Linked DNA regions of Homo sapiens: all the other regions are linked to region 3. The links are chromatin loops, found by intact Hi-C in ENCODE. Cell type or tissue: heart left ventricle. All regions are shown on one strand.

Region 1 (8,000 bases), 100 kb after region 3:
TGATGGTACAAAGCCAGTGCCAGATGCTATGGATGGGTGGGCAGGGGAAAAGAAAAAAAAGTAGAGGGTTTGCAAGATTGTTCAAGGCTAGACACAGTGTCTCACACCTGTAATCCCAGCACTTTGGGAGGCTGAGGCAGAAGGATTGCTTGAGTCCAGGAGTTTGAGACCAGCCTGGGCAACATAGTGAGACCTCATCTCTACTAAAAATAAAAATAAAAAATTAGCTAGGCATGGTGGCATGCACCTGTAGTCCCAGCTGCTTGGGAGGTTAAGGCAGGAGGATTGATTGAGCCCGGGAGGTGGAGGCTGCAGTGAGCCTCGATTGCACCATTGCACTCCAGCCTGGGTGACAGAGAGATACCCTGTCTCAAAAACAAACAAAAAACATTAACAACAACAAAAACAAGGTTGTTCAAGAGACAACAGAAGTCATAGACACTTGAGAAGAATCACAAAGCAATTTAGCAGCAAATTTTCAGAATCCAAATTGAGTCTTGGGCTACTGGGGATGTAGAATCATGCTTGGAGGATGCAGACACCCTGCCGGAGGACGATCTAAATCTGGAAAACCTGTATGATTCTGAACTGGGACTTGATTTTTAAGCTTCCTTAATACCTGGTAAACCTGAAGCTTGGGATTTTATAACAAGTTTATTTTTTATGTGTTAAAAATGTGTGGAGAGGGTGAAATGGGAAAAACTGCCTAATGAATATAGAGTTTTGTTTTGGGGCGATGAAATGTTTTGGAACTAGATGGAGGTGATGGTTACATGACATTGTGAATGTGCTAAATATCACTGAATTGTTCACTTTAAAATGGTTAACTTTATGCTACAATTTCACCTCAATTTAAAAATTCATAGAAATTTAGAAATAGGCCAGGTGTGGTGGCTCACACCTGTAATCCCATCACTTTGGGAGGCTGAGGTGGGCGGATCACATGAGGCCAAGAATTTGAGACCAGCCTGGCCAACATGGCGAAACCCTGTCTCTACTAAAAATATAGAAATTAGTTGGGTGTGGTGGCGCATGCCTGTAGTCCCAGCTACTTTGAAGGCTGAGACAGGAGAATAGCTTGAACCCAGGAGGCACAGGTTGCAGTGAGCTGAGATGGCGCCACTACACTCCTGCCTAGGCGACAGAAAGAGACTTGGTCTCAAAAAAAAAGAAGTAAAAATAAAATTTTAAAAAAGCTATTTGGCTTGGCACAGTGGCTTACGCCTGTAATCCCAGCCCTTTGGGAGGCCAAAGTGGGCAGATCACTTGAGGTCAGGAGTTCGAGACCAGCCTGGCCAACATGGCGAAACACTGTCTCTACCAAAAAATAGAAAAGTTAGCTGGGCGTGGTGACGTGCGTCTGTAATCCCCGTTACTCGGGAGGCTGAGGCAGAAGAATCGCTTGAACCTGGGAGATGGAGGTTGCGGTGAGCCGAAATCACGCCACTGCACTCCAGCTTGGGTGACAGAGTGAGAGCCTGTCTCAAACAAACAAACAATTTTTAAAGGAGTACCCCTACCAGATATTAGAAATTTTTTTAACCTATGCAAATTAAAGCAATATGAGATTGGTACAGAAATAGGAAAGGAAAGAATGGAGTCCAGAGGCAGATTTAAATATATATGGGGATTTTTTTGTTTGTTTCTTTTTATTTTTTTTTTATATGGGGATTTAGTATATGCTAACGAAGACCGTTAAAATCAGCAGGGAGGCCAGGCATGGTAATCCCTGCACTTTGGGAGGCTCGGTCGATTGGATTGCTTGAGCCCAGGAGTTTGAGACAAGCCTGGGCAACGTGGTGAGACCCTGTCTCTACAAAAAAATACAAAAACTAGCCAGGTGTGGTAGCATGTGCTTGTGCTCCTAGCTACTCAGGAGGTTGAAGTGGGAGGATGGCTTGAGTCTGGGAGGTGGAGGCTGCAGTGAGCTGAGATCGCGCCATTGCCACTGTACTCCAGCCTGGGCGACAGAGGAAGACTGTCTCAAAAAAGAAAAAAAGCAAAAAGAAAGAAAATGAAAAGAAAATAAGAATGGATAATTTAGAAAGGAATTCTGAGTGGTCAATAGACATATGAAAATATGTTTAACCTCATTAGTAATCCAGAAAAACGATACAAATAAAACTAACAATGATATTGTTTCTATTGCTTTTTTTTTGAGGCAGAGTCTCACTCCATCACCCAGTCGGAGTGCAATGGCGCCATCTCAGCTCACTGCAGCCTCTGCCTCCTGGGTTCAAACAATTCTCCTGCCTCAGCCTCCTGAGTAGCTGGAATTACAGGCATATGCCACCACACCCAGCTAATTTCTGTATTTTTAGTAAAGCAGGGTTTCGCCACATTGGCCAGGCTGGTCTTGAACTCCTGACTCCAGATGATCTGCCTGCCTCAGCCTCCCAAAGTGCTGGGATCACAGGAGTCAGCCACCACACCTGGCCTATGTTTCTATTGCTTAACAGATTGATAAAGAAACAACCCTCTCTGACCTTCTAGTGAAGGTATAAAATTGTATAACTTTCCTAGAGGGCAATTTTGTCTCATGAATCAACATTTTTTTGTTTGTTTTTTGAGACTGAGTCTAGCTTTGTCGCCCAGGCTGGAGTGCAGTGGCGCGATCTTGGCTCACTGCAACCTCTGCCTCCTGGGTTCCAGCAATTCACCCACCTCAGCCTCCCGAGTAGCTGGGACTACAGGTGCTTGCCACCATGTCCAGCTAATTTTTGAATTTTTAGTAGTGACGGGGTTTCACCATGTTGGCCAGGTTGGTCTCGAACTCTTGACCTCAGGTGATCTGCCCGCCTTGGCCTCCCAAAGTGCTGGGATTACAGACATGAGCCACCACACCCAGCCTCATGTATCAACATTTTAAATGAGTTTACCCTTCAACCCAGAAATCCCACTATTACAACTATTATAACTCTATTATAACTTTATCATTCAGAGTTAATAAGACAAGTAAACAAAAATAATAAGTGAAAGCTAAGGAAAAAACCCTGTGTCCCTCAATAGAGGATTGCTCCATATTCTGTGATATGATGTAGTCATTTTAAAAAAAACACCTGGCCCAGCACGGTGGCTCATGCCTGTAATCCCAGTACTTTGGGAGGCAGAGGCAGGAGGCTAACTTGAGCCCAGGAATTCAAGACCAGCCTGGGCAACATAGTGAGGCCTCATTTCTATGAAAAATTTAAAAATTAGCCAAGTGTGATGGTGCATGCCCATAGTCGCAGTGATTTGGGAGACGGAGGTGGGACAATCACTTGAACCCAGGAGCTTGAGGCTAAAGGAAGCTGCAGTGAGCCATGAGTGCGCCACTGTACTCCATCCTGGGTGACAGAATCTCAAAAAAAAAAAAAAGAAGAAGAAAAGGTAAATAATTAATTTAAAAAACCATATACCTCGATATTTGTACCATGATATATTTATTGTTAGTTAAAAAGGTTGCAGAATCATAGTACATTATACTATGACTCTGTTTTTGTTTTAAAAAAATTAAAATTTAAAAATCCGCCAGGCATGGTGGCTCATGCTTGTAATCCCAGCAGTTTGGGAGGCTGAGGGGGGCGGATCATGAGGTCAGGAGATCGAGACCATCCTGGCCAACATGGTGAAACCCCATCTCTACTAAAAATACAAAAATTAGCAGCGTGTGGTGGTGCATGCCTGTAATCCCAGCTACTCAGGAGGCTGAGGCATGAGAATTGCTTGAACCCAGGAGGCAGAAGTGAGCCGAGATCGTGCCACTGCACTCCAGCCTGGTGACAGAACGAAACTGTGTCTCAAAAATAAAAATAAAAATTAAATAAATAAATAAATATCCAACTATATATTACTTTTGTTTGTATCAAAGGTAAAAAAGGTCTGGAGGAATAATTCCAAACTATTAACTGAATACTTCTGGAAGGGGGTGGGGAAGATGGGGGAAGAAACTTAAATTTTACTTTGTACATTTGTGTACTGTCTTAAAATGTTTTACAGCAAGCATGTATTAATTTTACAATCAAATCAATTAAATCTGAAGATTAATGATAAATTACAGAATATTCAAATAAGGAAAGACTTTAAAAGGATTATAAATATCATATATATGTATATTCTAACTTGGAAAGATTTCCATAAAATACTGTCTGGTGAAAATTGGGTACACATTACAATGTCCTCCTCATCTCTTTTATAACATTTTCCAAAGAAACAATGTAATGACCAAAAGCCCCAAAGGGGCGAAATTTTATAATCACCCTAAATACAATAAAACACACACAAAGATGTGTATGAACATTAAAGGGCATGAACTCACCTACATAAATTTTGATTGTAATTTCACAATAGTCAGGATGGAAACTAAAACTAATCTTTGAGCACCATCTCATGGAGATATTTACCACTACCATGTGGTAGTTAAAATTGTGCCCAGTGTTTCTCTGTGTGTGTGTGACTGAAGGCTTTTCTTTAACAGTATGGTGCAATCTCTAGGAGATTTTTTTCTTTTTCTTTAACCCATTGTGTATTACTTAACCTTTCTACAACCAGCAGTGCTTTCTTTGTAAAATGTAAAAACCATACTTAAGAAAGAAGTGGAAATTAAAGTTAAAAAACTATATATATACAGTTTTTATACGTTCATAATTTTATTTATATATATATAATTTTAGTTTTTCAGTACTGCTCCCAGCATGAGAAATTCCTGAAAATGTTTTCTAATAGTGCACTGGTCAAAGTCATGACCCATGCAACTCCCCCACCAAATGTTTGACATTTTCCTAAAGCCAAATTGAAAGCTCAAACAACAAAAATAATAACCAAGATGGCAGGAGGAGTGTGAGCCTGGGAGTACTGAGTAAACAGAAACAGTCAAACTCTCCAGGCGTGGTTTGATCTTAATAGCTAGTGGGCTGACCTGCAAACCACATCACCACAATCCCCTTAACTCCCTTTGGAGATCATTTAGGAGCTCTAACCAATACAGAATATAGCTTTCCACCAGGCTAATCAGATGGGAGTCCTCCTTTCTTTTAAATTAGAACAGTGCAACAACCACACAAATAACCAGACAAAACTGCATCTAACTATAGCTGGATGGGACTGGATGGACCAGTCCCATCCAGCTACCTGTTTATTTGGAGGTTTTATCTGTACAACACCAAAACAGCTCCATAATTGGTGGAATTCACTCGATTGACAAAAATAAATAGGTATGTCAATAAAATATTAACACAACTCATTAAAAAGTAGAAACTACAGGAGGCTGAGGTGAGAGGATCGCTTGAGCCCAGGAATTCGAGGCTACAATGAGCTATGATCGTGACACTGCACTGCAGCCTGTGTGACAGAGTGGTGAGACCTCATCCCTATAAAAAAAAAGTTCACCTTTTTATTTTGATAGAGAAGGGGTCTCACTATGTAAAAGTGAAACATTTTGATACTGGTGTCTTGGCCTACTCTACATAATACCAAATAACTTACTTTGATTTTCAGTTCAAGAGATCATTATTTTTATTTATTTATTTGTTTTGAGACAGGGTCTCACTTTGTCCCCCAGGCTGAAGTGCAGTAGCACCATCTCAGCTTACTGCAGCCTCGACATCCTGGGCTCAAGCAATGCTCCCGCCTCAGCCTCCCAGTAGCTGGGACTGCAGGCGCGGGCCACCACACCCAGCTAATTGTTGTGTCTTTTGTAGAGATAAGGTTTGGCTATGTTGCCCAGGCTGGTCTCGAACTCCTGGACTCAAGCAGTCCATTCAAGAAGCCTCTCAAAGTGCTGGGATTATAGGCATGAGCCACGGCACCTGGCTAAAACAGAACTTCTCAAAGTCCCCTAGCCAGGAACATCAATATCACCTCAGAAACACAAATTCTGGGGCCCCACCCGAGATCTATTGAATTTGAGACTCTGGGATTTGGGCCAATCTGTTTTCTAACAAATGCTCTAGGGTAATGGTCCCCAACCTTTTTGGCACCAGGGACCAGTTTCCTGGAAGACAGTTTTTCCACAGACAGTGAGCAGGGGATGGTTTCGGGATGATACTGTTCACTCCAGATCATCAGGCATTAGATCTCACAAGGAGTGCCAACCTAGATCCCTCGCGTGCACAGTTCACAATAGGATTCGCACTCCTATGAGATTCCAATGCCACCACTGATCTGACAGGAGGCAGAGCTCAGACAGTAATACTGGCTTGCCTGCTGCTCACCTCCTGCTGGGCAGCCCAGTTCCTAACAGGCCATGGACCTCCACCAGACTGGTCCATGGCCCAGGGGTTGGGGACCCCTGCTCTAGGTAATTCTGATGTAGGCTGAAGTGGGAGATCCACTAATTTAGATAAAATTATTCAACTGATGGTTGAAGCTAGCCATGTTGTTAATGACAAAAAAAAATATGATTGCGGCAGATCAAAACAAGGTGATTGGCACAGAACACAATTTTTAAAATGTGTTTGATTTCCAAAATTTTTATGGGTATAGTCACAAACTTATGTCTTATTTCAAAGGTCCCCAGCATTTGTATGTTGAAGAGCCACTTTTATTGTCCTCAAGTCTTCGAATGTGCTAGGTATAAAACCCTAGTTATATATATAAAGAGAGAGGCTGGGCATGATGGCTCACACCTGTAACCCCAGCACTTTGAGAAGCCAAGGCAAGAGGAGTGCTTGAGCCCAGGAGTTTGAGACCAGTCTGGGCAACATGGCAAGACCCTGTCTCTCCAAAATATACAAAAATTAGTTGGGTGTGGTGGCACACACCTGTGGCCCCAGTTACTTGAGAGGTTTAGGTGGGAGGATGGCTTGGGCCCCAGAGGTTGAGGCTGCAGTGAGCTGAGAATGTGCCTGTACTCCAGCCTGGGTGACAGATTGAGACCCTGTCTCAAAACCTCCCACCTCCAAGAAAAATTATTATATAAAAAAAGAGAAAGAGCAAAGGAGAGTGAGAAAAAGCATTAATATATTTTACATTCTCCTTCCTACCAAAGAAATTGGAGGAAACTCGGGACAATTGTTCCTAAATTTATGGGCAAATGCCTAACTTAGTTAGGGAGTCTGACATATATGATGCCAAAATACCTGCATAAAAAAAGAAAATTATTACAAATAAGATATTTGCTGCTTTTTTTTTTTAAGAGACAGGGTCTCACTGTGTCACCCAGGATGGAGTGCAATGTTGTGATAGAGGTGCACTGCAGCCTCAACCTCCAGGCAAGCTCAAGCAATCCTCCCACCTCAGCCTCCAGAATATCTGGGAATACAGACACACGCCACCATGCCCAGCTAAATTTTTGTAGAGATAGGGTCTCACTATGTTGCCCAGGCTGGTCTTGAACTCCTGGGCTCAAGTGATCCTCTTACCTCAGCCTCCCAAAGTGTTGTGATTATAGGCATGAGCTACCTCACTCTGCCTATATAAGCTTTAAAATGTTGGTATCAAAAACTTACATTTTATCTCTTTAAAAAAAACAATTTTACTATATCCCCCTCTGCCCCTTATTTTACGGATTATTTTCAAAAGATGGCAACATTGTTTTGAGTACTAGGAAATTATCTCAATTATAAATGATTATAATGGTGATTACATGAGTAGATTATGAGAAGATTATGAAGCCTTACTACAGACTGAGAATTAAGCACAAAGTAATCATGACTTTATTAGCATCCCTTTCTCCAGGAGGCAACCCTTGCAGGAAACATGAATTCTAGAACCATCCGTGGCACCACTAGCTGTGTGATTTGGACTTCTCTGAGCCTCAGGATTCTCATCTGTACATTTGAGAGTTGGGACAAATGATTCTCAAGGGCCCATCCAGATCTAAAATTTTGTAATTCTATGTTTCCAATAACTTGAATTTTTCTGGCTGGGCACAGTGGCTGATGCCTATAATCCCAGCACTTTGGGAAGCCGAGGCAGGTGGATCACCTGAGGTTAGGAGTTTGAAACCAGCCTGGCCAACATGGCGAAACCCCATCTCTACTAAAAATACAAAGAAAATTAGCCAGGCATGGTGGCAGGTG
Region 2 (8,000 bases), 89 kb after region 3:
CACATGAGCCACTGTGCCCAGCAAGCTCTACTTCATCTTCTGAGGAACAAATGAGTTAATACATGTCAAACACTTAGAACAGTGCCACATATATAAACTTAATTTTTTTTTTTTTGGACAGTGTCTTGCTGTGTCACCAGGCTGGAGTGCAGTGGCCTGATCATGGCTCACTGTAGCCTCAACCCTTCCTGGCTCAAGCAATCCTCCTACCTCAATGTCCTGAGGAGCTGGGACTACAGGTGTGCACCACCACGCCTGGCTAATTTTATTTATTTATTTATTTAGAGATGGAGTCTTGCTCTGTCACCCAGTCTGGAGTGCAATGGCGTGACCTCGGCTCATTGCAACCTCCGCCTCCTAGGTTCAAGCGATTCTCCTGCCTTAGCTTCCTGAGTAGCTGGGATTGCAGGCGCCCACCACCACACCCGGCTAATTTTTGTATTTTTAGTAGAGACGGAGTTTCGCCATGTTGGCCAGGCTGGTCTGGAACTCCTGACCTCTTGGTCCACCCGCCCCAGCCACCCAAGATGCTGGGATTACAGGCATGAGCCACCGCGCCCAGCCAATTTTTTTTTTTATTTTGAGTAGAGACGAGGTCTTGCTATGTTGCCCAGGCTGCTCTCAAACTCCTGGCCTCAAGCAGTCCTCCCACCTCAGCATCCCACGGTGCTAGGATTATGGGTGTGAGCCACTGCGCTCAGCGATAGCTTAATAATTATTATTACCATTTGTTTCAGTTATCTATTCCTGCATAACAAAGTACCCCAAAATTTAGTAGCTTAAAACAACAATTGTTTTATTATATCTCACGATTTTATGTGTCAGGAATTTGGGCAGGGCTTGGCTGGGGAGATTCTTCCGCTCCACACTCCACAAGGTGTTGATAAGGACATTTGATGATATTCAGCTGGCAGATGGGCTGGTCAGGAGAATTCAAAACAGTTTCACCTACATGTCTATTGTATTGGTGAGCATGGCTAAAGTTAGAACTATTGGCCGGGCGTGGTGGCTCATGCCTGTAATCCCAGCACTTTGGGAGGCCGAGGTGGGTGGATCACCTGAGGGCGGGAGTTCAAGACCAGCCTGACCAACATGGAGAAACCCCATCTCTACTAAAAATACAAAATTAGCCAGGCATGGTGGCACGCGCCTGTAATCCCAGCTACTTCGGGGGCTGAGTCAGGAGAATCGCTTGGACCCAGGAGGCAGAGGTTGCAGTGAGCCGAGATCGTGCCATTACACTCCAGCCTGGGCAACAAGAGTGAAACTCTGTCTCAAAAAAAAAAAAAGTTAGAACTATTAACTCAACTAGAACTATTAAACAGAACACCTCCATATGACCTCTTTAGCATAGTGAACTCAGAATAGTCTGACTTCTTACATGACAGCTCAGGCAGCTCAAAGGGCACGGGTTTGAGCGTTACAAGGACCAAGGTTGAGGCTGCATGAGCTTTTTTTTTTTTTTTTCTCCCTGTAGCCTCAACCTCCCAGGCTCAAGCAATTTTCCCCCTTCACCTCCTGAGTAGCTGGGATTATAGGTGGGCACCACCACGTCCAGCTAATTTTTTAATTTTTATAGAAACAGGGTCTCCCTATGTTGCCTAAGCTGGTCTCAAATTTTTTTTTCTTTAGAGACAGGGTCTTGCTCTGTCTTCCAGGCTAGAGAGCAGTGGTGAAATCAAAGCTCACTGCAGCTTCAGACTCTGGGCTCAAGCGAGCCTCCCAACTTAGCCTCCTGAGTAGCTGGGACTACAGGCATGCGTCACCACACCCAGCTGATTAAAACAATTTTGATAGAGACAGGGTCTTGCTATTTTGCCCCAGCTAGTCTTGAACTCCTGGATTCAAGCAATCCTCCCGCCTCGACCTCCCAAAATGGTAGGATCACAGGCACGAGCCACTGCACCTGGCCCTGCAAAGGCTTTTATAACCTAGACTTGGATGTCACATAGAGTCACTGCCACCATATTCAGTTGGTCAAAGTAGTCCAGATTCAAGGCAAGGAGACACAGACCTTACCTCTGAATAGGAGGAGTGTCAAAGAATTTGAAGTTATACATTAAACCCTCCTCACTTTTTGACCCCCAAAAGAAGTTTCCCGGAGGGATGAACTCCAGAGGGATGTCGATGGAACAGTCTATCCTTCTTTCTCTGACAAGGAATTAGGATTATATCTCCTGTGATTTAGAGGCAACCATTTCACACCCTTCCCTGGAGGTGTGCGGGTATAGCCTCACCCATATCCATCCACATGCACACACACAGGTATTCACACAGGCAGATCTGGTACATCTGTGTAGCCAGCCCTCTCTCCATTTCTATCCGTTTTTCAGGTCAAGGAGACCCAAAGTCCTGCCCTAGAGTTTTTCCTGGGAAGTTAATTAACTGACCATTCCTGCTCCCACTAGTGTGAACAGGGGGTGTCGGTAGGGATGAAACCCAGTCAGTCACTGACTGGGGAGTCTGACTTTGATGTGTTCTCTGGGGTGTGCATGCACGTGTGTGCATAAATGCCTCCTGGTTCTGACTGGCTCGAGTCAGTATAGAAGTAAGTTCTGGTGCTAAGAGCAGGCTGGATGGCTCACACACATTCTATAAATCCAAGGAAGCCAAAGTGAGATCCAAATTCTGCAGGGGTCAGCCCAAATCCTCCATCTAACCAGCCCTGCCACACTCTTCCCCATACTCATCCTCTGTCCCATGCGTACTCACCGCTCCCTGATCATGCCACATTCTTCCATTCTTCTGCAGCTTTGCCCATACTGTTCTCTCTGCATGGAATGCCCTTGCCCCCTCTTTTTCCTGACAACCCTAGTGTCTGCCTTTTGTATCACATGATATTGCAATGATCTGTATATATTATTATTATTATTATTTTAGACAGAGTCTCACTCTGTTGCCAGGCTAGAGTGCAGTGGTGTGATCTCTGTTCACGGCAACCTCCGCCTCCTGGGTTCGAGCAATTCTCCTGCCTCAGCCTCCCGAGTAGCTGGGATTACAGGCATGTGACATCACACCTGGCTAATTTTTGTATTTTTAGTAGAGACAGGGTTTCGCCATGTGGGTGAGGCTGATCTCGACCCCTTGACCTCAGATAATCCGCCTGCCTGGGCCTCCCAAAGTGCTAGGATTACAGGCGTAAACCACCATGCCCGGCGATCTGTATATATTAATAGCTCCACTTTCCTCAAGAGCAGAGACCATGCTCTACTCATTGCCATATCACTAGTGCTTGGCACACAATAATTTTCAACAAACACTGGTTGAACTAATGATTGAATGAACAGCTATTGCTCCCAGATTCAGCAACTATTTCTCCTCCATGTCTTTGCTCTGTCCAACTCCACCCCAATTCCCCGGGCTGCTATGAGAAGGGGCAAGGGTCCCAAAGGCTAGAGTGTAAAGTTTGGGCTGCATTCTTGAGGCCCCAGGGAGATTCTGCAGAGTCTCCGAAAACAGGGAAGGATTCCATGTTGTAGAGGTGGGCCCAGCAGGCCCACAGGCCCTCACACCCATAGTGGGAAAAGCCAGAGAATTCTGCAGGGTTTTTCTAATGTTGGGGAGGATGTCTCAAAGTCCGAAATAGCCTGTAAACATTGGGTTAAGTGTTAGGGTCTGCTGGGAATACTTAGACTGGGACTGAGCCAGTACCCTGCTGGAAGAAAATAATTCTGGCTGCTGAGGTGGGGGCAGGTGCAGTTGAAAAAAGCAGTCCTCAAGATCAGTGCTCCTGGCTGGGCGTGGTGGCTCACGCCTGTAATCCCAGCACTTTGGGAGGCCGAGGGGGGCAGATCACTTGAGGTCAGGAGTTCAAGACCAGCCTGGCCAACATGGTAAAACCCCATCTCTACTAAAAATACAAAAATTAGCCAGGTGAGGTGGCTTACACCTGTAATCCCAGCTACTCTCCTGAGGCAGGGGAATCACTTGAACCTGGGAGGCGGAGTTGGCAGTCAGCCGAGGTTGCACCACTGCACTCCAGCCTGGGTGACAGAGCAAAACTCCATCTGAAAAAAAATGAAATAAAAGATCAGTGCTCCTCACACTTGAATGTGCAAATTCCCTGGGAATCTTGTTAAAATGCAACTTCTGATTCAGAAGGTATGAGGTCAGCCCCAAGATCCTGCTTTTCTAACAAGCTCCCAGGTGATGGCACTGTTGGAAGGGTAGAGGAGGGGCCAGAACGCAGTTGGAATCACACTTTGAGTAGCAAAGACCTAGAAAACTAGCATTATGATCCAGACGCTGAGGATTCAGCCCTTAAAGGGAGTAGCTGCCATCAGCAACATCAGTAAGGTGTTCAGAAGATGATGCAGGAGACAATACACAAAGCAAGCCTGACAAAAATCTGGCCCGCGTGCCTACCCTTCCATTCTTTGATTCTGTGACCATGGCAGACATCACTAGTGGATCCCAGCACTATCTCCCACTAAGCCAAAAGGATGCTTCAGAATCCATCTCACCACAGTACTCCAGGTAGTCACCCAATTAATTACAGTTGGCATGAGAAATAACCCCACTTGCTATTTCTGGTATTGTGGTTAAGAGTCTGACTACTTTTGCTCCACTCTGGCTAGTTTGATGCCCTTACAGCAGCTTTCATGAACATCAGTTATTTAAATATGTTGTAATTTGAGGTAAAGAGAGCCCTCATTTTGTAGTTTTGGATGTTAAATGAGGCTGGGTGTGGTGGCTCGTGCCTGTAATCCCAGCACTTTGGGAGGCCAAGGCAGGAGGATTGCTTGAGCCCAGGGGTTTGAGACTAGCCTGGGCAACATAACAAGACCCCAACTCTACAAAAAAATTTTAAAAATTAGCCGGGTTTGGTGGTACACGCCTGTAGTCCCAGCTACTTGGGAGGCTGAGGCACAAGGATCTCTTGAGCTCAGGAGTTCAAGGCTGCAGTGAGCTATGATCACGCCACTGTATCCAGCCTGGGTGATGGAGTGAGATCTCGTCTCAATTAAAACAACAACAACAAAGAACATTAAATGATATTATGAATGTTAAGTGTCTGGCACATAGAATGTGCAGATATTCAATAAATGGTGGCTAGGCCTGTCACGGTGGCTCACGCCTGTAATCCCAGCACTTTGGGAGGCTGAGGAGTGCGGATCACTTGAGGTCAGGAGTTTAAGACCAGCCTGGCCAACATGGCAAAACCCCAACTCTACTAAAAATACAAAAAATTAGCTGGGTGTGGTGGTGTGCATCTGTAATCCCAGTTACTCGGGAGGCTGAGGCAGGAGAATCACTTGAACCCGGGAGGCAGAGGTTGCAGTGAGCCAAGCTCCTGTCACTGCACTCTGGCCTGGGCAACAGAGCCAAACTCTGTCTCAAAAATAAATAAAATAAAATAAAATAAAATAAAATAAATGGTGACTACCATGTAGAGGGGTGAATATATTGCCTGCACAGTTTGACAGGACATGGTGGTGGAATGGGAAAGAGGAAGAGAGGGAGACAGGAGCCAGAGTGCTGGGGTGGAGAAGAATAGGTGACAAAGGCTATTCCTGCCTGAGACTGTGGGCAGATTCCCAGCTCTCTTTGGTTGGCCCTGGGCTCCCTACTGACACTAAAGCTCTTTGAAAGAGGTGAGTGGCACTTGTCATCTTGAAATACCTGAGTACAGAACTTCTTTTCAAGGAGAGTTGTGAAAGACTCCAATATGGTCAAAAAGATTATTGTCTGTCCTTGTGTGTTATTTTCTAGTTTTATGGTCATCGAGCTATTTTACCACCCAATCAATGGAAATAATTCTTGTCCATAGAAATGCAAATTGCCTGGTGCATATGCAATTGATTATTGCTCAGTGGTTATTGACCAATTTAGCATCTATTAAGCAGATTTACTTCATCTTTTTTTTTTTTTCTGAGACAGCTCTGTTGCCCAGGCTGGAGTACAGTGGTGTGATCATGGCTCACTGCATCTTCAGCTTCCCGTGCTCAAGTGATCCTCTTGCCTCAGCCTTCTGAGTAGCTGGGACTACAGGTGTGCATCACCATCCTTAATTTTTTAAAATTATTTTTTGTAGATAAAATTTTTTGTAGATTATTTTTTGGATCTCATCATGTTGCCCAGGCTGGTCTTGAACTCCTGGGCTCAAGTGATCCTCCTACCTTGGTCTGTCAAAGTGCTGGCATTACAGATGTGAGCCACTGTGCCGTGCCTACTTAATCACTCTTTTTGTTTGGTTTGTTTTGTTCTAAGACGGGGTCTTGCTCTGTCACCCAGGCTGGAGTGCAGAGGCATGATCTTAGCTCACTGCAGCCTCAATCTCCTGAGTAGCTGGGACTACAGGTGCACATCACCATGCCTGACTAATTTTTTAAATTTTTGGAAGAGACAGGGTCTCACTATGTTGCCCAGGTTGCTACTTCATCATTCTTTTTTTTTTTTTTTTTCTTTTTTTTGAGACAGAGTCTCACTCCGTTCACCCAGGCTGGAGTGCAATGGTGCGAACGTGGCTCACTGCAACCTCCGCCTCCCAGGCTCAAGTGATTCTTATCCCTCTGACTCCCTAGTAGTTGGGATTACAGGCATGCACCCCCATGCCTGGCTAATTTTTGTATTTTTAGTAGAGACAGTGTTTTGCCATGTTGGCCAGGCTGGTCTTGAACTCCTAGCCTCAAGTGATCCACCTGCCTCAGCCTCCCAAAGTGCTGGGATTACAGGTGTGAGCCACAACGCCCAGCCTATTTCATCATTCTGGATGGCCTAAATACGTCTCTGCTCTTTGGATCGTCCTTTGAACTGACTGTAACATCTTACTGGTTCCTTCACTAATTAATGAGTTAAATAAAAATTTTGACACGATTATTGTATATTTCTATGAGAGTAATTATTTTGCTTTGTAAAAAAAACCTTTTTTTTTGACATTCTCATTAACAATGAAGATTGGGCAGGAGGTTTCCAAGACCCTCTGCCCCGGACAAGCTTTTCCACAGGCTCCAATCGCCATTACATCTGTCAGGTTGTTTTTTTTGTTTTGTTTTGTTTTTGAGACGGAGTCTTGCTCTGTCTCCAGGCTGGAGTGCAGTAGCACGATCTTGGCTCACTGCAACCTCCGCCTCCCAGGTTCAAACGATTCTCCTGCCTCAGCCTCCAGAGTAGCTTGGACTATAGGTGCACGCCACCATACCCAGATCATTTTTGTATTTTTAGTAGAGACAAAGTTTCACCATGTTGGTCAGGATGGTCTTAATCTCTTGACCTCATGATCTGCCCGTCTTGGCCTCCCAAAGTGCTGGGATTACAGGCATGAGCCACCACGTCCGGCTCATCTGTCAGGTTTATAGGGGATTACCCCCACTTCATTGCTTGTTTTATGCCATCCAAATAGATACATAATTATTCAATATTTGAGCTGGACACATTCTCAAACATTTATATGAGTTTGTTTAACAAAACATATAACAAACCTACAAGTACCACACCAAATACTTATCCATGTATTCATTCAATGATAGGAAGTTGCATGTGGCAGGGACTGCATTTGTGCCTCTTTTGAGCTTAGCAAGTGCCTAACTCATGGTAAGTACTAAAGACACATCCACTGAGCCAACACATGAATGAATAAGCCCAGCAAGACTTTACTAAGTGTTTACTATGTGGTGAACATTGTTTTAAACACTTTATTTAATTTAATCCTCAAACTAGTTACATGGTAGGTACAATTAATTACTATCCTCATTTACACATAATACAGAGAGGTGAATGAACTTGCTCAAGGTCAACAGCTAGCCATGGCTGAGGCAGAATTCAAGCCCTGGTAGCCTGGCTCCTGAGCCTATGATCTTGGGCACCCATATGCGCCAGGCATCTTGCTAGGTTCTGATATACAGAGATAAAAGACACACCAAACACAGACTTTCCTTAAGGAGGTCACACTGAAGAAAGGCAACAAATAACTAAAAAGAATGTGACGTGCTCTGGCAAGTGAGAACACGATGCTAGGGACAGAGGGTGTCAGAGGGTTGGACAGGTGTGGTTGACGGCAG
Region 3 (8,000 bases):
GTAGTAATGGTGTCCAGTGAGGTTAAAAAAAGAATGTACAACATAAATGATGTAATGAAGTTAGTGTTCTAGGATCCAAGAGGAAGGTAAGTAAAGGAAGTAAGCGAACTTTAAACCTCACCTATCTGTGACAGTGGAACCTAGGAAAGGCTGAGTTGTCTAAGGAGTGTGGGAGAGAGCCAGGAACCTCAGCACACACCTGAGTCAGCATAAGGAAGTGCAACCAGCAGGGAACAGGACAGGGGCCTCTTCCAGCAGGGCCATTAACAGGCCACCGGTTTTACCACCACCGTGACCCTAGGCCTCTTCCTAAGCTCCCTGAACCTTAGCTTCTGTGGTGGACAGATGTTTCTACCTTCTGGCATTCACCACCATCATGAAATCCCCTCCCTTGATTGTGGGTGGGACCCATGACTTGCTGCTTTTTTTTTTTTTTTTTTGTTAAAAAGAGATGGGGGGTCTCACTATTTTGCCCAGGCTAGTCTTGAACTCCTGAACTCCTGAGTTCAAGCGGTCCTCCTGTCTCCGCCTCCCAAGTAACTGGGATTATAGGCACATGCCGCCACTGTGCCTGGCTCCATGACTTGCTTCTAACCAATAGAATATGGCAAAAGGGATGAGATGTCACTCGATTTCATTACATTTTATAAGACTCCTTGCTGGCCAACTCACTCTAGAGACTCTCCTTGCTGGCTTAGTGAAGCGAGCAGCCAGGTTGGGTGTGATGGTTAGTTTCATGCATCAACCTGGCTAGGCTGTAGGTCCCAATTATTCTATCAAACACTAATCTAGGTGTTGCTGTGATGGTATTTTATAGATGTGGTTAATAGCCACAATCAGTTGACCATAAATAAAGATTATTTTCAACAGGCTGGGTGCAGTGGCTCACACTTGTAATCTCAGCTGGGAGCCGAGGTGGGAGGATGCCTTGAGCGCAGGAGTTCAAGACCAGCCTGGGCAACACGGCAAAACCTCATCTCTGCAAAAAATACAAAAGTTAGCTAAATGTGGTGGTGTGCACCTGTAGTCCCAGCTACTCAGGAGGCTGAGGCAGGAGGATCAATTAAGCCCAGGAGGTCAAGGCTGCAGTGAGCCGTGATCACACCAATGCATTCCAGCCTGGGTAACAGAACGAGACTCTGTCTCAAAAAAAAAAAAAAAAAAAGATTATTCTCGACTACGGGGATGGGCCTCATCCAATCAGTTGAAAGGACTAAAGAACAAAACTAAAGCTTCCCTAAGAAAGGGAAGAGGAAGTTCTGCCACAAGACTCCAGCATCAGCTCCTGCCTGAGAGTTTCCAGTCTGCCAGTCTCCTGTGGATTTCAGACTTGCGGGCCCCTACAGTTGCATAAGCCAGTTCCTTGGAATAAATGTCTTGCTGTGTTTGTATGTTTGCATCCTACTGTTTCTCTGAAGGACCCCGACTGATACCTTGGGAAAGCCCACGTGGAAAGGATTCACTTTCAGTTAACACCCAGCAAGAAGCTGGAACCCTTGGTCCTGTACCCATGAGGAAATGAATTCTGCCAACAACTTGAATGAATTTGGAAGCACATTTTCCAGTCAAAGCTCCAGATGAGACCATGGTCTAGCCAACACCTTGAATGCAGCCTCACAAGTCCTTGGGTGGAGAACCCAGCTAAGCCATGCCTGGACACTTCTCCATTAGTCAAAGAAGGAAAATAATAATAGTCGTCTCACAGGGCCATTCTTGGGCTTAAGTGAGACAATCCAACAGTGTGCTCGGCACAGTGCATGCCACATATCTAGTTCCTGACAGGGTGCAGGACACAGTACCCCAAAACATGGTACCTTGGCGATCACTCTTCTAGGTCCAAGCGATCCTCCCACCTCAGCCTCCAGAGGTCACACTGACCTTCTCTGGCCTTTCTGTGTGAGCACTATCTATAAAATAATTCTCTGACCTATCTCCTCTGAAATTAGGTCATAAGACCCACATGCGACAGATGTTCTGCACCATACCTGGGGAATGGTGGGGGAGGAGGTTGAAGGAAAGTCATATAGAGGCACACGCACACAAAAAGAACCTGAAAAGCTGGGCACGGTGGCTCATGCCTGTAATCCCAGCACTTTGGGAGGCTGAGGTGGGCAGATCATGAGGTCAGGAGTTGAAGACCAGCCTGGGCATCATGGTAAAACCCCGTCTCTACTTAAAATACAGAAATTAGCTGGGTGTGGTGGCGGGTGCTTGTAATCCCAGCTACTCAGGAGGCTGAGGCAAGAGAATTGCTTCAACCCGGGAGGTGGAGGTTGCAGTGAGCCGAGATCACGCCACTGCACTCCAGCCTGGGTGACAGAGCAAGACTCCGTCTCGGGAAAAAAAAAAAAAAGAACCTGAAAAGATAGGTCTTCCTGAGTTCTCTCCCAGTTTATTTCCATCAGATCATACCCCTTTTCCTCTAATCATGTTTTTCCACAGCTATCCATTTCTTTCTTCAGACTCAGCATAAAAATATACTATTTTCCCTAGGTCTTTGGTCTTCATTTCTGAAGCCTCCTATATCACATAAGACTTTGGTTAAGTAAATTTGTTATGCTTTTATTTTGTTAATCTGTCTTTTATTATAGTGGTGTCAGCTATGAACCTTGTGATGGGTGAAGAAAAGAGATGGCTTTTTCTCCCCGACATGCATGACAAACCAATAAATGTCAACCCTGACTTTTTTTTTGAGATGGAGGCTTGCTCTGTCACCCAGGCTGGAGTGCAGTGGTGCGATCTTGGCTCACTGCAACCTCAGCCTTCCAGGTTCCAGCAGTTCTCCTTCCTTGGCTTCCTGAGTAGCTGGGATTACAAGCACATGCCACCACGCCCAGCGAATTTTTTTGTATTTTTAGTAGAGACGGGGTTTCACCATGTTGGCCAGGCTGGTTTCGAACTCCTGACCTCAAGTGATCTGCCCGCCTTGGCCTCCCAAAGTGTTGGAATTACAGGCGTGAGCCACTGCGCCCAGCCAGCCCTGACTTAAAAAAAAAAAAAATTCTTTAAGCCAGGAGCTGTGGCTCATGCCTGTAATCTCAGCACTTTGGGAGGCTGAGGCAGGCAGATTGCTTGAGCTCAGGAGTTCGAGACCTGCCTGAACAGCATGGCAAAACCCTGTCCCTAAAAAAATACACAAATTAGCCAGGCATGGTGGCACACGCCTGTAGCTACTCGAGTGGCTAAGGCAGGAGGATTGCTTGAGCCAGGGAGGTCAAGGGTGCAGTGAGCCAAGATAATGCCACTTCACTTCAGCCTGGGCAATCAAGCAAGACCCTGTCTCAAAAAAAAAAAAAAAAATTAGCAGCGGTCTGAGAATCAGGAACAGAACTAGGAAGGTCTAGATTCATGGAGCACCCAGGACTTACCATACCTCATGTAAAGGGGAAAATGGCCTTGATTATTTCAGAGAAATAGTAGGAAGTGGTGGTTTTGTGTACACACTCTGCAGTCATACTGGCTCTTCTATGTCAGCTATGTCATGTTATGCTGGTGATTTAAATTTCTCTGTGCCTCAGTTTCCTCATCTGTAAAATAATATAAAATTGCACCTGGCACATCATAGGGCTATACAAGCATTAGCTGTTATTATTATTTGCCTCTAACCCACAGTCCTATAACTCCAAAGGATTACGAGATGAAATAAACTCAATGTAGTACACGTTCATCTACACCAACTGTGAGCAAATAAAGATGAACCAATAGGTGGCTACACTTCAAGACTTGCTCATTTTCTATAAACTTCCTATACTTGTTAAGGGATTCCAATCGTGTGATCCTCCTAGGGGTGCTTGGGAATGGGAAGGACCCTATCTGGCACAGACCTTTTCCCGCACATTTTGTCACCTGCTCCCACTCGTGCTGCTGCCCCAGGTCCCCATGTCCAGCAGAGGGCGCTGTGGCCCTAAAATGCAATCCTCAGATGCTCCCCTCTCCCGCGAGGCCTACCGCTAGCGAGGGAGGCCACCCGCCAGAGGCAGCGGGCCTGACTCCAATCAGACCCTTTGTCCCAACCAGCCCTTTTCTCCAAGCAATGAGCTTGGAGCTCCACATCACCCGCTGCTCGCTGGCTTTTCAAACCTCACGCTGCTCCTTGAAGCGTTTTCTGCAGGCTCCAGCCCTCTAGACCTTCCTTCTTTGAACCCCAGAAGCTTCGCTGCAGCAATGAATCATCCAGGCCTTATGCTGATGTTAGTTTCCAAATTCCGTGGCAGCCCAGCTGTAAACCTCCATCTCGCCCTACAGAGAGCCTCCCGCCACCCACAGCCTGCGCCTCTTCCATCCTATTCCAACTTCTCCAGACAAAACTCACTGGCCCCACCCAGCTCTCACTTCTGCCTCAATCGGCTGGAGGGCAAAGCACTATTTTTCTCATTTAATCTTCCAGCAAACGATTGTTTGGGGCAAGAGGCCTGGCATGGTGGCTCAGGCCTGTAATCCCAGCACTTTGGGAGGCAGGAGGATGGCTTAAGCCCAAGAGTTTCAGGCCAGCCTGGGCAATGTGGTGAGACCCTCTTTTCTACAGACAACTTAAAAATTAGCCAGGCATGGTGGCATGTGCCTATAGTCTCAGCTATTAAGGAGGCTGAGGTGGGAGGACCTCTTGAGCCCAGGAGGTGGAGGTTGCCGTGAGCTGAGATCGTCCCACTGCACTTCAGCCTGGGTGATAGAATGAGAGACCCTGTCATAAATAAATAAATAAATAAATGATTGTTTTGGGCCAAGGTTAGCATCCTGCAAAGATGAAGACAGCCAACCTTTAGTGAGCACCTACTGTATGCCAGGCATTGATCTAAGTTCTTTACCTAATCCTCACAGCAATTCTATGAGAGTTGTTAGGCCTGTTTTACAGAGGAGACAGTTAAGGCACAGAGTGGTTATGGGACATGTCTAAGGTCACACAGCTAGTGATTGAGCCAGTGTTCAAACCCAAGCAGTCTGATTCCAACAATCGGGCTTTTTTTTTTTTTGAGACAGAGCCTCACTCTGTTGCCTAGGCTGGAGTGCAATGGTGCAGTCTCAGCGCACTGCAACCTCTGCCTCCCGGGTTCCAGCGATTCTCCTGCCTCAGGCTCCTGAGTAGCTGGGACTGCAGGTGCCCACCACATGCCTGGCAATTTTTTTGTATTTTTAGTAGAGACAGGGTTTCACCGTGTTGGCCAGGCTGGTCTCGAACTCCTGACCTCAGGTGATCTGCCCGCCTCAGCCTCCCAAAGTGCTGGGATTACAGGCGTAAGCCACTGCGCCCAGCCACCCCCAGCTAATTTTTGTATTTTTAGTAGAGACGGGGTTTTGCCATGTTGGCCAGGCTGGTCTCGAACTTCTGACCTCAGCTGATCCACCCACCTCGGCCTTCCAAAGTGCTGGGAGTATAGTCTGGTTTCTCTTCAGATCGTATAAATCTTTCACCTTTTACCAAAGTGCTGGGATTACAGGTGTGAGTCACCATGCCTGGCCAAACAACTGGGCTTTTTAAACAAGACATTATCTGGACTTAATGTAAGTATAGACACAGGGCTCCATCCCTGTTCTCTAGAACTGTGCTAATATACTACCCACCAGCCACATGACTGTAGAGCACAGGACTAATCCAAGTTGAGATGTGCTGAAAGTGCAAAATACACACTGAATTCTAAGGACTTTTTGAAAAAAATGTAAAATATAGCATTAACAACTTTTATATTGATTACACGTGGAAATGATAGTATTTTGGATCTATTGGGTTAAATAAGATATATTATTAAAATTAATTTTAGCCAGACACGATGGCTCATGCCTGTAATCCCAACACTTCGGGAGGCCAAGCGGGCGGATCGCTTAAACTCAGGAGTTCGAGACCAGCCGGTGCAACATGGTGAAACCCTGTGTCTACAAAAAATACAAAAATTAGCTGGGCATGGTGGCACACACCTGCAATCCCAGCTACTTGTGGGGACTGAGGGCGGGGGAGGATCGCCTGAGTCCAGGAGGTTGAGGCTGCAGTGAACTGTGTTCACACCACTCCACTCCAGCTTGGGTGACAAAGTGAGACCCTGTCTCAAAAAATTAATTTTCCCATAGCTCACAGTAGCCTCAAACTCCTGGGCTCAATCTATCCTCCTGCCTCAGACTCCTCAGTCATTGGGACTAGGACTACAGGTATGCATCACTGTACCCAGCTAACTTTTATGTAGGTTTTTGTTTGTTTTTAACAGGTGAGATCTCACTATGTTGCCCAGGCTGGATAGAACATTTTAAATGGCATCTGTGACTTCCATCTTATTTCTGTGGGGCAGAGCTGCTCTGGGAACTCTCAGCTCAGTGGAAGACAGACAGGATCATTTGAATATTCTAAAGCAGGGGAACATGTGGTCTGTGTTTTAAGAAGTGAGAACAACTTGGTGTAGGAACCTCAGAGGCGGGAACTCCTGAGGGAGAGAGTTTCAGGGAAGCTGTCTCAGCGGATTCCAGGTTCCAGCTGTATTTCTAAAGATTTGTGGGACTCTGCCCTGGGGAGAAGAGCAGAGGGAAACACGAAGGCCAAAACAGCAAAGGCCAGGGAGGCAAGGCCAGCCAGCAGTGGGGCTGGGTGCCCAGTGCTCCTGGGTGAGTGGAGGGAGACAAGGCCTGCTGACCACAAACTGTGAGGGCCTTGACTGTGGGGCCAGACAGAGGGGCTGTCAGCCAGATGGAGCTCCAGACACCTTAGGCTAGGGAGGGTCTGGACCTGGACAGACTACAGAAATTGGTGAGCAGGAATGGGAGGTGGCAGTGAGTGGCAGGGCCCCTGGCTCATTCTCCCTCTGTCCTCATTTCCTTGCTCTGGAGGGGAGGGTGGTGAACAATCTTCTCAGAGGAGGTTAGCTGTGGGAGGACAGCTCCTAAGGAGCATTTCCTGCCTTTGGCTCACAACTGCTTCCTGTCCAGACCTCCCAACACTTGACCCCCATTCAATTCCTTCCTCCCAGGGCAGCTGGGTGGCCACGAGGTCTTCACAGGTCCAGAGACCCGGAGCTTCTCAGCAAGCTGAATGAGGCAGCGTCCCAGGGGTCCAGAAGCCCAGCCTCGCCCGGCGCTGGTGAGGAACTGGAATCCAGGCTTGTACTGAAAGCCTCAGGGATAGATTTGGAGGAGGAAGCCCGAGATGGCGCCTCTCTCCCACCGGCTAGGACCTCAGTTCCCACTTTCCTAGTTACCTCTTCCACCCCCTCACCTCCAGCTGGGAACTTACATCCCTTCTTTCATTTATAGGGCACTTTTAGGCTGGGTGCAGTGGTTCACGCCTGTAATCCTAGCACTTTGGGAGGCCAAGGCAGGCGGATTGCTTGAGCTCAGGAGTTCGAGGCCAGTCTGGGCAACATAGTGAGACCTCGTCTCTATTTTTTTAAATGAAATATAAATATTTTAAAAATTAAAAATTCAAAAAAATGAAAAACAAATGGCACTTTTTCTTCCCAAACAATGGCTGGGGACTTCTGAAGGGAAAGGGAGGCAAATTCCCTAGGAAATAATCATGAGTGATTACTTCTCCAGAAACACCTGAGGCCTCCAATGAACCCCTTCTTTGAGAGTCAATCTGCAGTTTTCTCCCTGGTTCTGAGATGTCAGGCCAGGTTCCAAAGATGTGAGGTTTTTTTTTTTTTTTTTGAGACGGAGTCTCGCTCTGTCGCCCAGCCTCGAGTGCAGTGGCGCGATCTCAGCTCACTGCAAGCTCTGCCTCCCGGGTTCATACCATTCTCCTGCCTCAGCCTCCTGAGTAGCTGGGACTACAGGTGCCCAACACCATGCCCGGCTAATTTCTTTGTATTTTTAGTAGAGTCGGGGTTTCACCATGTTAGCCAGGATGGTCTCGATCTCCTGACCTCGTGATCCACCCGCCTCGGCCTCCCAAAGTGCTGGGATTACAGGCGTGAGCCACCACGCCAGCCTAAGATGTGAGTTTTGAGAGCCCATCACAGGTTGTTAAAAGTGTGTCTGGAGTTGGTTCCTTCCCATGGGTTCTTGGTCTTACAGGCTTCTTG
Region 4 (8,000 bases), 140 kb after region 3:
ATCATATTTAGAAAATTCTACATCTAAAAAGTATGTAATTTTTTACAGACTGAATTAGCCCTTGCCAAGAATTATCCTGGAAAAAAAGTATCCAGTACTAACAACACTCCAGTTCCAAGGCTGACTTCCAACCCATCTAGAGTTGATCGCTTAATTGTGGATGAACTTCGAGAACTAGCCAGAGTAAGCTGTAAAAATAGATAACAGTGGATGGATTTTTTGTTAAATTTTTTTTAAGTTTCAGGCCAGGCGTGGTGGCTCACTCCTGTAATCCCACCACTTTGGGAGGCCGAGGCGGGCAGATCACCTGAAGTCAGGAGTTCGAGACCAGCCTGGCCATTATGGTGAAACCCCGTCTCTACTAAAAATACAAAAATTAGCTGGGGGTGGTGGCATGCGCCTGTAGTCCCAGCTACTTGGGAGGCTGAGGCAGGAGAATCATTTAAACCCAGGAGGCAGAGGTTGCAGTGAGTGAAGATCACGCCACTGCACTCCAGCCTGAGTGACAGAGCGAGACTCTATCTCAATAAATAAATAAATAAAACTCTCATCAAGTTTTAGAGCTTTGAAGGGTTTTTAAATCACATTTACATCTAACTCTCTGAAATATATTTTTTTCATGTTTGGTCCTAGAACTATAATATTTAGGAAAGGGGCTGGGTGCAGTGGCTCACACCTGTAATACCAGCACTTTGGGAAGTGGAGGTGGGAGAATCACTTGAGCCCAGGAGTTTGAGACCATCCTGGGCAACATAGGGAGATCCTGTCTCTACTAAAAATTAAAAATTAGCTGGACATGGTGTCACATGCTTATGCTACTCAGGAGGCTGAGGTGGGAAGATAGCTTGAGCCTGGGATGTCAGGGCTACAGTGAGCCATAACCACACCATTGCATTCCAACCTGGGGAACAGAGCAAGATCTTGTCTCAAAAAAAAAAAAAAAAGAAAAAAAAAGAAAAAGGAACGGGAAAATAGTCCCACTCAATCATTTTAAAAGTAATTTTCGTAATTTAAATGGTTCCTCTTGAAGCTCAAATTGGCAGTGGAGCTAATCCTCAACTGAAAGAATTTTTTAAAAAGCAAAAATCATTTTGAGTATTATTTATGGAGAAAGTCTCATTTCTTTGTCACATTTGTTTTCCAGCTTGATGAGCAAGCTGTGCTTACATAAGATGGTAACTTAATAGGGAATTACTATCTTTCCTTTTTTTTTTTTTTTTTTTTGAGGCGGGTCTCACTTTGTCACCCAGGCTAGAGTGCAGTGGCATGATCTATGCTCACTGTAGCCTTGACCTTCTGGGTTCAAGAGATCCTCCTGCCTAAGCCCCCAAATAGCTGGGACTACAGATGCACGCTACCACACATATCTAATTTTTGTATTTTTTATAGAGACAGGGTTTCGCCATGTTGCACAGGTTGGTCTCAAACTCCTGAGCTCAAGCAATCCACCTGCCTCAGCCTACCAAAGTGCTGGGTGTGAGCCACCACCAGTCAACAAAATACTTTTGTTTTGGCGAAGTAGGATATGACTTCAAGTCAAATGTTGTAAAGAATCCTCGTTAAGTCATTTTGTAATTTAATGATTATTCCTATTCTTTATAATTTCAGAATTTTCTAAGCAACTTAGGGTAGGTAAACTTTTCCTTTTTTGACCTTCCTCTCTTAAAAACTTAGTTTTCCAAATAAAATTTGATAAAGATTCTTCCTGGGAAAAAAAAATGCAGCAAAACGGATTACCTCTTTTATTGAATAAAACCATTTTAGGAATTAGAAAAATCAACATGGGTCAAATTTGTAAATCTGTACAATGGAATTTATCCATGGTACATTCAGAGCCTAACATATGAGGTACAGCCAGATGTTAATAAAAACTTCAATCTTTTATTATTTAAAAAAAAAAAAAACTTCCAAATTAAAATTTCTTTATCTCAGTAATACATTTCTAGGAAATGAAGGATGACATACTGTGGATAGTGATATACTTTTCCCAGCTTTGCTTATGCTTCACATTAATTTAGAAGGATATGTTTATGCCTGTTATAATAATTTTATTTTCTTTACAAAAATTAGCTGGGCATGGTGGCATGTGCCTATAGTCCCAGCTACTCGGAAGGCTTAGGTGGGAGGATCACTTGAGCCTGGGAGGCAGAGGTTGCAGTGAGCTGAGATGATACCACTGCATGCCAGCCTGGGACAGAGTGGGACCCTGTCTCAAAAAAAAAAAAAAAATTCATTTTATCTATACTTAGCAACATTATTTCATTAACAGAGGATTTTAAAATTACATTTTCGCCGGGCGTGGTGGTTCATGCCTGTAATCCCAGCACTTTGGGAGGCCAAGGTGGGCGGATCACAAGGTCAGGAGATCAAGACCATCCTGGCTAACACGGTGAAACCCGGTCTCTACTAAAAATATAAAAAATTAGCCGAGCATGGTGGCAGGCGCCTGTAGTCCCAGCTACTCGGGAGGCTGAGGCAGGAGAATGGTGTGAACCTGGCAGACGGAGCTTGCAGTGAGCCGAGATCGCGCCACTGCACTCCAGCCTGGGCGACAGAGCAAGACTCCGTCTCAAAAGAAAAAAAAAAAATTACTATTTTCTAGTTTGCTAGCTTTGTAGAATTTTGAAAAAAAAATATTTTTTAAACTTTATTTAAAAATCACCTGTGCAGACTTTTCTCTTTTTTTGAGATGGAGTCTCACTCTGACAAGATCTTGGCTCACTGCAACCTCTGCCTCGCGGGTTCAAGCGATTTTCCTGCCTCAGCCTCCTGAATAGCTGAGATTACAGGTGTGTACCACCACACCCGACTAATTTTTTGTATTTTTAGTAGAGACAGGGTTTCACCATGTTGGTCAGGCTGGTCTCGAACTCCTGATCTCAAATGATCCGCCCGCCTCGGCCTCCCCAAAGTGCTGGGATTACAGGTGTGAGCTACAGTGCCCAGCCCCAATTTGCACATTTCTTTACTCTTTATCATTTGCTCAAAATTATTGTCTTATTTAAAAATAATTAGTAGTTCCCTGGAGGTTTTTTTGTGTGTGTTTTGTTTTCCCCTGAAGGATCTGGCTGATACACAGTTGAGAGGAAAATATTTAACATACGGAATAGACTTATTATGAAGAAACTTAATACGAGTTTGAGGTTAGAGAAACATTAATTCCAGTGCCATTGGTTTCTTGAGAAGCTTTTTCCCCCTATATTCTCCAATCAGTGAACACCAAGTTCTGCTATCAATTGTTAAATCATTTAATTCCCAAAGACAATTACTGTATTTACTTGATCTTCAAATTGCAATTATTCAAAAAGTTCTCTTTCCATATACTTTCCAAGTTTAGAATTTGAAACAAGTTAGGCATATGAAACATACTCCCCCTACTGACCTAATATATCAGTGCCCTTTTTTAAGTTTCATCATCCAGAGGATTGAGAAGCATCCTAATTTTCTTTAGCAGTTTTGACAGTTACAGGAGTCATTTTGTATTGTTTTAATGTAAATTTAAATCAGTATTTTCTGTATTATGGATTCCTTAAAGCTATCACTAGTCAGTATTACTATCTGAATATTTCTGATTTCCAAAAAGGGAACATTGGAGGCCCAGAAAAATTAAAGACTTGTTGAGGTCAGGATTAATCAGTCAAGTACTTCTCTTTTTAGCTCAAAACTTTTTCCATTAGATTACAATACTTCCTAACAATGCTGTTTGCAGGCTGGTCTCTTATTTGTCAAAAACAGTATCAGATCTTGTATTTGCAGTTAATGACATGGTAATGTTTGAATATTTAACATTTTCATTGATGCTTATTTTCAGTAATCAACTACCACATATTTTTAGAATTAACATAGACAAGTAGATAGAAAACACTTTCCATTTTTGTTTCCCCCAGCATGGTGTCAGGACACAGTAAGCATTCTTTGATTTATTGAATGAATATTATTGCTGTCATCTCTATTCTGCTTCACTGAAGATTTGTTTTTACTTAAGTTAATGGCAGGACATGTCTTATCAAAATTTAAAATGCTTCCCTCAGGTTGTGACTTTACTAGGCAAAATGGAACGTCTTCGGAGTTCTCTTCTTCATGCCAGTATCTCTACTGCTCTTGATAGACACTTGGAGTCTATTCACATTGTACAGTCACGTAGAAAGGATGAAATTGTTAATGCTTCCAATCGGCAAAGGCAAGGAGTTCCTAGATGCCAAGATGACAGAGGTACAAATATTAATGCATATTCTTGTGATAAGTCAGTGTGATAATTTAGGTATTGATAAAATCAGATTCTGAGGTTGAAAGATTAGATTTCTAAAATTAACACTTACCTACAGAATAAATTGGTAAATAATCTCCACATTATTTACTCCAAAAGTATTTCCATTTTATTAATTTTGTCTGTTATAACTGTTTCAAGACAGTCTGTGTTCTACTCAAACTATAGTCACTATTGTACAAGTCAGAAATAAAGTATCAATACTTTTAAATATTTTAATGATAAAGGACAGGACTTTGGTTCAATCAATAACTATCCTTTTTTTACAAAAATAACATTTGATCATTTAGTAGCAAAAGCACTGGGTTTTGTAAGATTTAACAGATATTTAAATGGCATTTAATATGAAATGACCCTGAATGTTTATTTTACAGATGTTTTTGCCCTTGCTTCTGCAATTAAAGAGATGTGTGTGGCTACTCGGAAAACACGCACTGCCCTGTGGTGTGCACTGCAGATGACCTTGCCAAAAACAGCCAGTACAGCTGATGTGGTAAAGCCTTTACAAGATACAGTAAACTGTGAAGATAAAGTCCATGAAAGCATAAATAGTAGCAATCCAATGAACCAGAGAGGTGAAACAAACAAACATTAAGGAAATGCCAGCAGAAAGAAGAATAAAAAGCTGATAAATATACCAAGACATGCTAAAAATGTTTTAATGAACTTGTCAAACTTTCAGTATGTTTTCTTTCAGATTTAAAGTTAATACCAGTACCTTAATGAAGTCTAACTTCTATTTAAAAATCTTCTATTTGAAGTGAATCCGATATAGTTTTAAGTAAACGCAAAGGTACAGTTGACTACTCAGAGTTCTGAGTAGTCAGATAACAAGTTTAAGTAAATTAAATATTTCCTAACAGCTAAAATGTGCTTAAACTCATTCTGCCATGCAGGTAAATGCAAATGTGAAATTCTTCTAGGAGATAAATTTCATTTAGGTTTGTCTTAGTTAAGTATAATTCCAAATAATGAATCTAAGTGACTGTAACCCAATTACGGCTACAGCCTAGTAACCAAGACAAGTTTTGATTGTGATATCAAAGTGTTTTCCTTACAAAACTGGATAATACCTGGGAAACAAAGGAAAATACGGATAAACCCAATATTCATGTACAAACTTAATATTTAAAATACTATACTACCATATTTATAAATTTGGAATCTTAATGCCTAGGTATATGGAGGGAAATGCATCTGATTCTCCTAAATTAATGATAAAAGTGTCAGTGTAAAAACCATGCAAGTTACTGAATATAAAACCTATTCAGATCATTTGTGTATATTCTTTAAATTTTAATTATATTATCAATTGTTAAATGTTTCCAATTTTAAAGTTATTTAAATTGAATCACAAAACATTCCCTTTATCTGGATCTTTTAGACTTGATGCACAGTAACTGAAATAATGACTACTGTTTTAATACCCTTAGTTTGCTGCCTTTTATGAGGGTGTCACGAAGTTCTAAAATGTATTTTTTTAAAGGTTAATCTCTAACTAGTTTAGCTTGCAATTGGTTAGTGTATATTTTGTGTAGTTGTGTTCATTAGTTTGCTTCTAAGTTCTAAAATGTATTTTTTAAAGGTTAATCTCTAACTAGTTTAGCTTGCAATTGGTTAGCCTATATTTTGCGTAGTTGTGTTCATTAGTTTGCTTCTGTATTTTTTTAAAACTATTGAAAGCTTAACTTTTTCTGTTTCTCATCACTTAGTATCTTTGTATAGAACTTGAGTAATTTATTCGTTAATATGAAATGTTGGTATTATGTGACTCAGAAGATCTTGGGTTTTAACATTTCTAGCATGAGTTAAACTATAATGTACTGATGAAATTTAATTGAAATATCCTTGACTAGAAACACTGATGTTTTAAATGTTAGTGTTTTTCTTAGTTTTAGAAATTCTGGTATTAAAAAAAAAAAGAGTGTAATCATACCACATAAATTTTCTTTAGATGATGTGCAGAAGAAACTGATTGAGAATGCAAGAGTAACTGTAGGGAGAAACATTTTGATCACTGATATGCCTTAGAACTACCCAAATGAATTACATTGAGGGTAGTCAAATAAAATAGATCATCTCACCACAGTCACTGCATAGAAAGTGGTTAAGTTTAACATAAGACATGTTGGATGTTATAAAAACAAATACTGTACTGAATTTAGTCTCAGGAAAAAAATAAATTACTTTGTTGAAAACATTTGGTTTCATTTTTCTAAATTCATATGTTTCTAACCTTAAGAGTCACTCATATCAGAAAGTCAAATGAATTTCATTTAAGAACTTATACTAAGTTTTAGATTTCATTATTAACGCACAAGTAATAATGTTGGTTTATAAATCAATGCCATTCAGATATCCATGGATCTAACCAGATCTCCTTCAAAGATGAAATTTTTGCTCTATCTTTATGCTAATCCGTGTAAACCAGAATAAAAATTTTAGGGAAGCTTTTACATGATACTGGTCAGAAATGAAATACCAGTCCGTTAATAAGAACCAAACACTTAAAAAAATTCTTTGAAATATTGTTAATCATATCACCCAATAGATAATTTTTAAATTAGTCGGTTGTCCCTTTCAGTGGCATATCCTCTAACAGATGGTTCTTATGTACTTGTATTTCTGAATTACAACCTATAAAACATTGTACTTCTGAATTACAACCTATGAAAACATTATAAAACTTTTACAAAATTTGCAGTGAAACTGATAAAACTGATGCTCCCGCCATTTCTAATCTGAAAGAACTTGGTGTACTCATTCTTTTTAATGGAAAAAGCAAAATTACCTTGAGTTGTTATCAGTGTCCTTCTCACTTGAATAATCTGCTACTATAAAGTTTTAGAGGGTTGAGAATTTATGACTGAAATCCAAAATCTGGCCTAAAACTCAATCTTACCATAGAAGATATGGTTGTTTAAAATTTGCCCTTTGCAGCTGGGTGCCGGTGGATCACGCCTGTAATCCCAGCACTTTGGGAGGCTGAGGCGGGTGGATCACGAGGTCAGGAGATCGAGACCATCCTGGCTAACACGGTGAAACCCCATCTCTACTAAAAATACAAAAAATTAGCTGGGTGTGGTGGCACTCGCCTGTAGTCTCAGCTACTTGGGAGGGGGAGGCAGGAGAATCACTTGAACCCGCAAGGTGGAGGTTGCAGTGAGCCAACATGGCGCCACTGCACTCCAGCCTGGGTGACAGAGTGATCCGTTTCAAAAAACAAACAAAAAAAATATGCCCTTTGCAATACTGAACATTTTAGACGTAAAGGATTTATTAGCACCTGAGTCAAGTGGATAACTAAACTCAAAGCCTAATGAGCTGATCCTCTATTTTCTGTTTAAGCATTAGTTTGAGAGTATACTTAACTGTGACATACATAGCAGAGTCCCAGAAGAAAGAACTGACTACTAACAAATTGAAACAAGTACCCTTCAGGGGACCGTGGATATAACCTGACTCCTTCAGTGACAAAAATCAAGGTGAGAACAACCCAAAATCCCAAAATAAGGATTACTAAATTAAAATAGGCTCTATCATACCCTATCGCTACCACCACATAAAGGACTAAGACTGTAATAGTAAGGACCTCTAAGCCAATTTCCTGATGTTCCAAAAAACATGCTAATCTTTCTGATCTAATTCCTACTTCACAAAAAGGAAAATTGAGAAAGAGGATTTATGGATTCCAGGAAGAGCTTCCACTAGTGGAATATAAGTTATAGGGCTA

What was found. A loop is a pair of places that touch in the nucleus more often than their neighbours do. Peaks named below come from ENCODE experiments on the same cell type or tissue, not always from the same donor. Only the 100,000 strongest peaks of a DNase experiment are listed, where the experiment ranks them.
Region 1: it touches region 3 in a loop (13-fold over the local background); 98 of 110 quality-filtered maps call a loop at or near these places.
Region 2: it touches region 3 in a loop (4-fold over the local background); 98 of 110 quality-filtered maps call a loop at or near these places.
Region 4: a loop joins it to region 3, with 14 times the contacts of the local background. A loop is called at or near these places in 25 of 110 quality-filtered maps.

Annotation. Positions count from the first base shown.
Region 1 is chr17:44,632,391-44,640,390 of GRCh38, forward strand. No RefSeq gene overlaps it. Among named protein-coding and RNA genes, the nearest start is that of LINC01180, 14 kb to the right of the region's middle. In heart left ventricle, a CTCF peak has its summit at 4,389; no DNase peak of the experiment used is centred here.
Region 2 is chr17:44,619,141-44,627,140 of GRCh38, forward strand. No RefSeq gene overlaps it. Among named protein-coding and RNA genes, the nearest start is that of LINC01180, 27 kb to the right of the region's middle. In heart left ventricle, no CTCF peak of the experiment used is centred here; no DNase peak of the experiment used is centred here.
Region 3 is chr17:44,529,808-44,537,807 of GRCh38, forward strand. It overlaps LOC105371791 (a long non-coding RNA gene), which reads left to right and starts at 6,433. Exons shown (of 3, transcript XR_934779.2): 1 at 6,433-6,585; 2 at 6,948-7,057. RefSeq lists enhancers at 3,607-4,111, 4,112-4,615. In heart left ventricle, a CTCF peak has its summit at 3,888 (motif pointing right); DNase peaks (open chromatin) are centred at 3,914 and 6,565; H3K4me3 peaks cover 274 bases; H3K27ac peaks cover 1,111 bases.
Region 4 is chr17:44,669,335-44,677,334 of GRCh38, forward strand. MEIOC (meiosis specific with coiled-coil domain) reads left to right here. Exons shown (of 8, transcript NM_001145080.3): 6 at 49-183; 7 at 4,032-4,212; 8 at 4,642-6,467. The coding sequence ends at 4,862. Among named protein-coding and RNA genes, the nearest start is that of CCDC43, 16 kb to the right of the region's middle. In heart left ventricle, a CTCF peak has its summit at 3,374; no DNase peak of the experiment used is centred here.